Regions from separate parts of the Homo sapiens genome. Here region 1 is linked to region 2. The links are chromatin loops, found by intact Hi-C in ENCODE. Cell type or tissue: endothelial cell of umbilical vein. All regions are shown on one strand. Links, peaks and the distances in the headings refer to the core of each region. The heading gives the core; the rest is flanking DNA. Region 1 has its middle 37 kb from the start of PLSCR2. Region 2 has its middle 83 kb from the start of PLSCR4.

What was found. Peaks named below come from ENCODE experiments on the same cell type or tissue, not always from the same donor. Only the 100,000 strongest peaks of a DNase experiment are listed, where the experiment ranks them.
Region 1: it touches region 2 in a loop (2.4-fold over the local background); 3 of 110 quality-filtered maps call a loop at or near these places.

What each region holds. Positions count from the first base shown.
Region 1 is chr3:146,505,579-146,508,498 of GRCh38, reverse strand. No RefSeq gene overlaps it. Among named protein-coding and RNA genes, the nearest start is that of PLSCR2, 37 kb to the right of the region's middle. RefSeq lists an enhancer at 1,083-1,748. In endothelial cell of umbilical vein, for the core only: no CTCF peak of the experiment used is centred there; a DNase peak (open chromatin) is centred at 1,658; H3K27ac peaks cover 1,949 bases.
Region 2 is chr3:146,332,923-146,335,842 of GRCh38, reverse strand. No RefSeq gene overlaps it. Among named protein-coding and RNA genes, the nearest start is that of PLSCR4, 83 kb to the right of the region's middle. In endothelial cell of umbilical vein, for the core only: a CTCF peak has its summit at 1,529; a DNase peak (open chromatin) is centred at 1,482.

The DNA of each region.
Region 1 (2,920 bases), core at 212-2,711, 170 kb before region 2:
ACTTATCAGTCATTAACATCCATATCTCTTCAGTCTTGTCTTAGTTGGCACAGGCTGTTACAACAAAATATCATAAGCTGTCTTAAACAGGAGACGTTTAATTCTCATAGTTCTGGAGCCTGGGAAGTTCAAAATCAAAGTACCAGCAGATCTGGTTTCTGGTGAGGGACCTCCTTCTGTCTTGGAGAGAGCCACCTTCTTATTGTGTTCTCACATGGCAGAGAGTCCAAGCCCTGGTCTCTCTTCCTCCTCTTATAAGGACACTCATCCCATTATGAGACCCCCACCTTTATAAACCTAATTGACTTCCAGAGGCCTTGACTCCAAATACCACCACATTAGGGGTGAGAGTTTCAACATATGAATTTGGCAGGAGAGGTACACAAACATTTAGTTCATAACATTCCACCCCTGGCCCCCCATCATTCATGTCTTTCTTGCATGTAAAATGTATTAATTCTATCCCAATAGTAGCAAAATCCATAACTCATTCTCTCATCAACTCTGGACTTCTAAGTCTCATTTAAGAAACATCTAAATCAGATATGAATGAGACTCAAGGTACAATTCATCCTGAGGCAAAATTTCTTTCCAGCTGTGAGCCTGTGAAACCAGATAAGTTACGTACTTCCAAATTTCAATAGTGGGACAGGCATAGAATAGACTTTCCCATTACAAAATGGAGAAGTTGGGAGGAAGAGAGGAGTAACATGTCCAAATCAAGTTCAAAACCTAGCAAACAAATGCCATTAGATCTTGAGGCTCAAGAATAATTCTTTTTAGTTTGATGCTCTGTCTTTGAGACCCATGTCCTGCAAGGCTTTTTTGGGTGGGGGTTGTGCCCTCAAAGCTCTGCAATGTGAGAGTCACATCCACCCCCAAGGCTCAGCTGAGTGAATTCTCATTCTCCAGGCTCCAGGCTGCCACTGTCTAGCCTGTTGAAACCAAGGCAATGGCTCTCTCCCCCATTGAAAACCAAGGAGACAGACCTGATGACCTCTGAATTGCCCTCAGGATTACTGCTTTTCTTATCTTCAAGAGTAGTACACATCTGCAGCTAAATAGCTTGATGTTCTGGTACTGTGGGCTGTAAGAAGTCCTGTAGCTTCTTTCTATTGAAACTGTTTCCATTGTCTTTAGCTCTGTCAATCTGAAATAATCAAAAGAATCAGAATTCAGTCTTGAAGAATTTATTCTAGCAAAAAGTTTGGAATGATCATTAGAGAAACATTGGCTCCAGAAAATGAAGTAAGTTCCAGTGGAGTCACAGATTAGAAAATGAGTCAATGAATATACTTGATGCAAATCTCATGCAGTTTTTTTTTTCTTTTTTTAATAATCAACTAATCTATGTTAACTGAGACTCCTTGTTCTCCAGCTACTCAATCCACAGGTGGCCTGTGGCTCCTGGTAAACAGAAAGGATAGCAATGTAATTGAAGGCTGTTGTGACTCCTCTTATTGTAGGCCAACTTACAAATATCACCAGGAAATAAAGTCTCATCATTCTCATTGACTAGACAATAAAAGAACAATGGGCCTTGTAAGGTGGGAATGAGGAAATGGCACAATTAAAAAAAAATGATTGGTTAACATCAGATTACTTCAGGTTACTTTTTTGTAAGGGTTAAAGCAGAGGGACTTCCTTATTATGCTGACTCAATCAGATTGAAATTTCCTGTTTTCAGGGGAAAAAAATGGTCTGCTTGGGATCTGTCTGTTTCCTTAAAGTTTCAGTATGATTGTGTAACATTTGGCATGAGTGACTCTATTGTGGTTTAATCTGGTTTGTTGGAGTCTAGTGCGTGAGCTCACTCCAAAACAATGACCTCCCACAATTTTTGTTTACACACACACACACACACACACACACACACACACACACACGGTATATATTCACTTTTTTTACCCCTATTGGTTCTCTTTCTCTGGAGAACCCTGAATAATATGCCAACTTTCCTCTTTCCTCTATAATCAACTTCAATGAATATTTCTGTACATGTATCCTTGTGCTCATGTCAAAAAAAGCATTTATGATTATCCTTATGAGTAAAATTGCTGCTTCTAAGGGTCTAAACATCATTATGAAATATTGTAATATTGCTCTCCAAATAAATCATACCAATTTATTGTCTAAACACCAGTGTATGACCATCACTACAGCTTTACATCCCCCATCAGATCTGGTATTGTTGGGTTATGTTTTGTTTTGGTGAATTCCCAATATTTTTAATTGGGAATCTCATTCTTGTTTTCATCTGCATGAAATTGTGAGGTTGAGTATGTTTTCATTTGTTAAAATTAGATGTTCATGTTTCCTCTAATGTGAATCATCTTTTTGCACACTTTAGTAATTTTTGTATTTGTTTGCTGTCAACTTTCTTATTAATTTGTAGAAGTTTCTTTTTATGCAACCAAATCTTTTATAAGTTTGTAGGCATTGTAAATATCTTCTCTCAGGATATGGCTTTTAATTCACTTTATTTGTGAAATAATATTTTTGTTGTCTAGAGAAATTTTAAATCATATCATTTTTTCAAGGTTTGTATTTTTTTTCTTTTGTTTTGAAGGTTTATTTTTCATAGATAGGTCATTACTCCATTTGGAACTTTTTAATATATGAGTAGATATCTAATTTTATTGTATACAAACAGCTAATCGCTCCAATAACAGCAAAGAGTTCATCTTTTCTACTGATTTGTATTGCTACTTTTGCCAGCCATCCACTTTTCATAGATTTATGGATCTGTTTCCAAGCTTACTCTCCTATTCTGTTGCTCAATATTTTTGTATAAACAATTCCCTTCAAATATTCCTGACAGCTTATTTCCTCTTGAATGTTATTCTGGTCTGGTCCCCTTAAACAGCTGCAATTTATTGATGGAACATAAAACAGGCAAAAGGAAGGAGCAAGACACAGA
Region 2 (2,920 bases), core at 294-2,793:
TTTCTTCATCTTTTGACAAGTTACACAAGTTCCATATGCTTATTTAGTGAGGGTATAAATTCCTATACACACATAATTTCTAAGTATTGCATTACACAGAGGCTGGGGTCCCCAGTGACTCCCTTTGTATAATATAGACATTAGTTCTTTCATCAGGGGTTTACTGACACCAGCTGTCTCACACTGTCCACCTTTATCTCGGCCGTCTGCTCCAGTTCTGTGACTCCTGCTGCCCCTATTCCTGCAGCTGCACTCCCTGGTCTGCAAGGCCACATCTTAGTAACAAAGTTAGCCTTCAAAAGGCCTTGCCCTACTGGATCCTCCAGATCTAATCCAGAGTATTTTCTATCTGATCTCTGAGCCTCTGCAGGAATGCAGAGGGAGTTTCCTCTTTTTCTTGTTGAATTTCGAATGCCTTTGAGACATTTTGTGTTCAAGAGTGGACTCTTTGATCCCTTTAATTATTAGTTCCCTGAGGTTCTGCATTTGGGCCTGGTCCCTGGGATCATTATTATCCCATTTGGGTTCTACATTTGGAAATTTTTATTTGGCTGGCAACACTCCTTGCCCAGGAGGGTGTTGCCTCTCCCAGATAGTCATGACCACTCTCCTAATCATTTTCCTTTCTTCTCCTGTGAACAGGATATTCATGATGGACATCAATTCAGCCCAGGTGTAAAAGCCGGTCTTCTAAATAAAAGGGATCTTCTAGGAGTGGTTTCATTTCCTCTTGAAATTCCTAACTTCAGTACTTGTAAGAGGAGCATTTACAAAGACAATCCCTCCCCATCCCATGGGAACTTCCCTAAGAGGGAACATGCTAGATATCTGCTGTGTGGAAGGGATAGGGAAGTTCTCAATATCCCTCTTACACTATTCTAATTCTTTTCTTAAATTTGGATAAGGATTTAAGGGAGCAGTTGGTTCATCTCCCCCATGGTCTCCAGGTCACCTTCCTCTAACCCACCTGTTGCTCCTTGATATTCTTATGCCCAATTTTGTGAGACATAGGCAGGGGGCGAGCATGATAGGGGGTCCCAAGGCTTTTCAGTGGATGAGGGCTCTTTACTAGACTTTTCTTCTGCTTCTTCTTCTTTGAGGGGGAACATGGCAGCTAATTCCTTGATCCAGCAGAAAGCGTAACCTATCTCTTCTTGTGAGGATGCGGTTTTATCATTCATACAGAGAGTTAAAGTTTGGCACACCCAGTCTTCATCTGAGCCAAACTTAGGCCAAAAGACTGTAGGCTTATGAATGGGGTCTTTGGGCCAGATAAAACAGCAATACTTTATCATCTTTTGCTATTTCTTGTCCCTGGTTCGAGGGTTGTCCCTCAAACCTGCAACATGCTCCCCAAAGGACTATCCGGGGGAATGTCAGAGGGAGTCTCTTTGGCTCCCTCCTTCCTTTGTCTCTTAGGCCTAGAATTCCTGTTTCCCATTTTCAGTCTCTGTGTCTGAGCTTTTCCCTGTGTACTCAGCCCCCCCCACTGGAGGTTTCTTGCACACCCCAAGAATTGCTTTGTCCATGTCCAGCCGTGTTTCCCTTGCAGGAGAACAGAACTGCAGATTGGGACTCCGCACTCGCTTTGTATGCTGGATACATCTCAGTTACACACACTTAACCTCCAAAAATGCCCAACCACCATGGCACTACTTACAGTCCAATTTTCCTACTTCGGCTCATGCACGAAGTTGCCTGGTTGCTGTGGGGCTTGCTTTTCTCCCTGTGTCACTTCCGATGCCTCCTGAATAACAGTCTCAGTTTTGTCTGTGGCCTCTGTCGGGAGCCAGGTGCCCAGAAAGACCAGGTCACCTACATTGGGTGGGATATGTCTCCTTTCTCAGCTAGAGTCCCACTCCATGCAGGCACAGAGATCCCAGACGAGCCCTCAGATTTGTAGAAAACATGCTCACCCATCCAAACCCAAAGAATGGATTCAGAGGCACAAAGAACAGAGAAAGTGAGACTTTTAATAGCAGTCTTGCAAGATCAAGTGTCTGGTAGGCAGGCACACCTGGGGTAGCTACAGCAGGTAATTTATCTCCTAGCATGCAATTTATCTCCTAGCATGCAAGTCCCTCCCCTAGTTCCTAATGGGTCGAGTACTATGGTGTTACAATCTTCCCAGATGTCGCCTGAGTTTTATTATCCCCCTTATAAGGTTATACCTAAGTCCCCCTTCCCCGTTAAGTTTTGATTTCCCAATAATGAAACTTTCTTCTCTTTTATGGGCTGATCCCTCCTCTTCATTCTGTTCACTTATTATGACTTTCTAACAGAATGAGCCATGCGGTTTGTTACATCCGCAGGCTGGCTGCCAGTGCTAGATTTATCATGCCTTGAAAATGGACCATCTAAAATATTTTCTCACAATTATGAATTCTCAGAGGACAAACCTTTAGCACAGGCCCAGAGAGGCTTTCATTTACTTCTCATTTGCCAGTGGAAGAATGTTATCTATTCCACCCTTTATATTGGAATGTGTCCCTTTAAGGGTTCCCATTTTATTGGGGGTCTCTATTACAGTACCCTTCTTGCTCAAGCCCAAGCCCTCACAACTGCCTAGCCATGACTGGTAAATCAGATCCCCGTTCTAAGGAAGGTGGGCAACTCTTTCTCTTGCAGAAGCCAAAGACAGTGTTAGTCTTTTGTGTAACACTCAGATTTTTCAGATTGTTTCTTACTTTTTGGCCCCATGGATTTCTCTAAATTTCCTTGGAGCTCAACTTTGCATGCATATAGGTTTTAATTATGCTTAGCTCAGACTTTCAGGTTTTTACATGATATACTTTGCAACACTGTCAAATATGGATGTGACATAATTGTTAAAAACACATACAGATTTTAATGTAAGGAACACAGGAGAGAGAATGTTCTAACATCAACATAAAAATTAAAATAATGTTCTGGTTTTGAA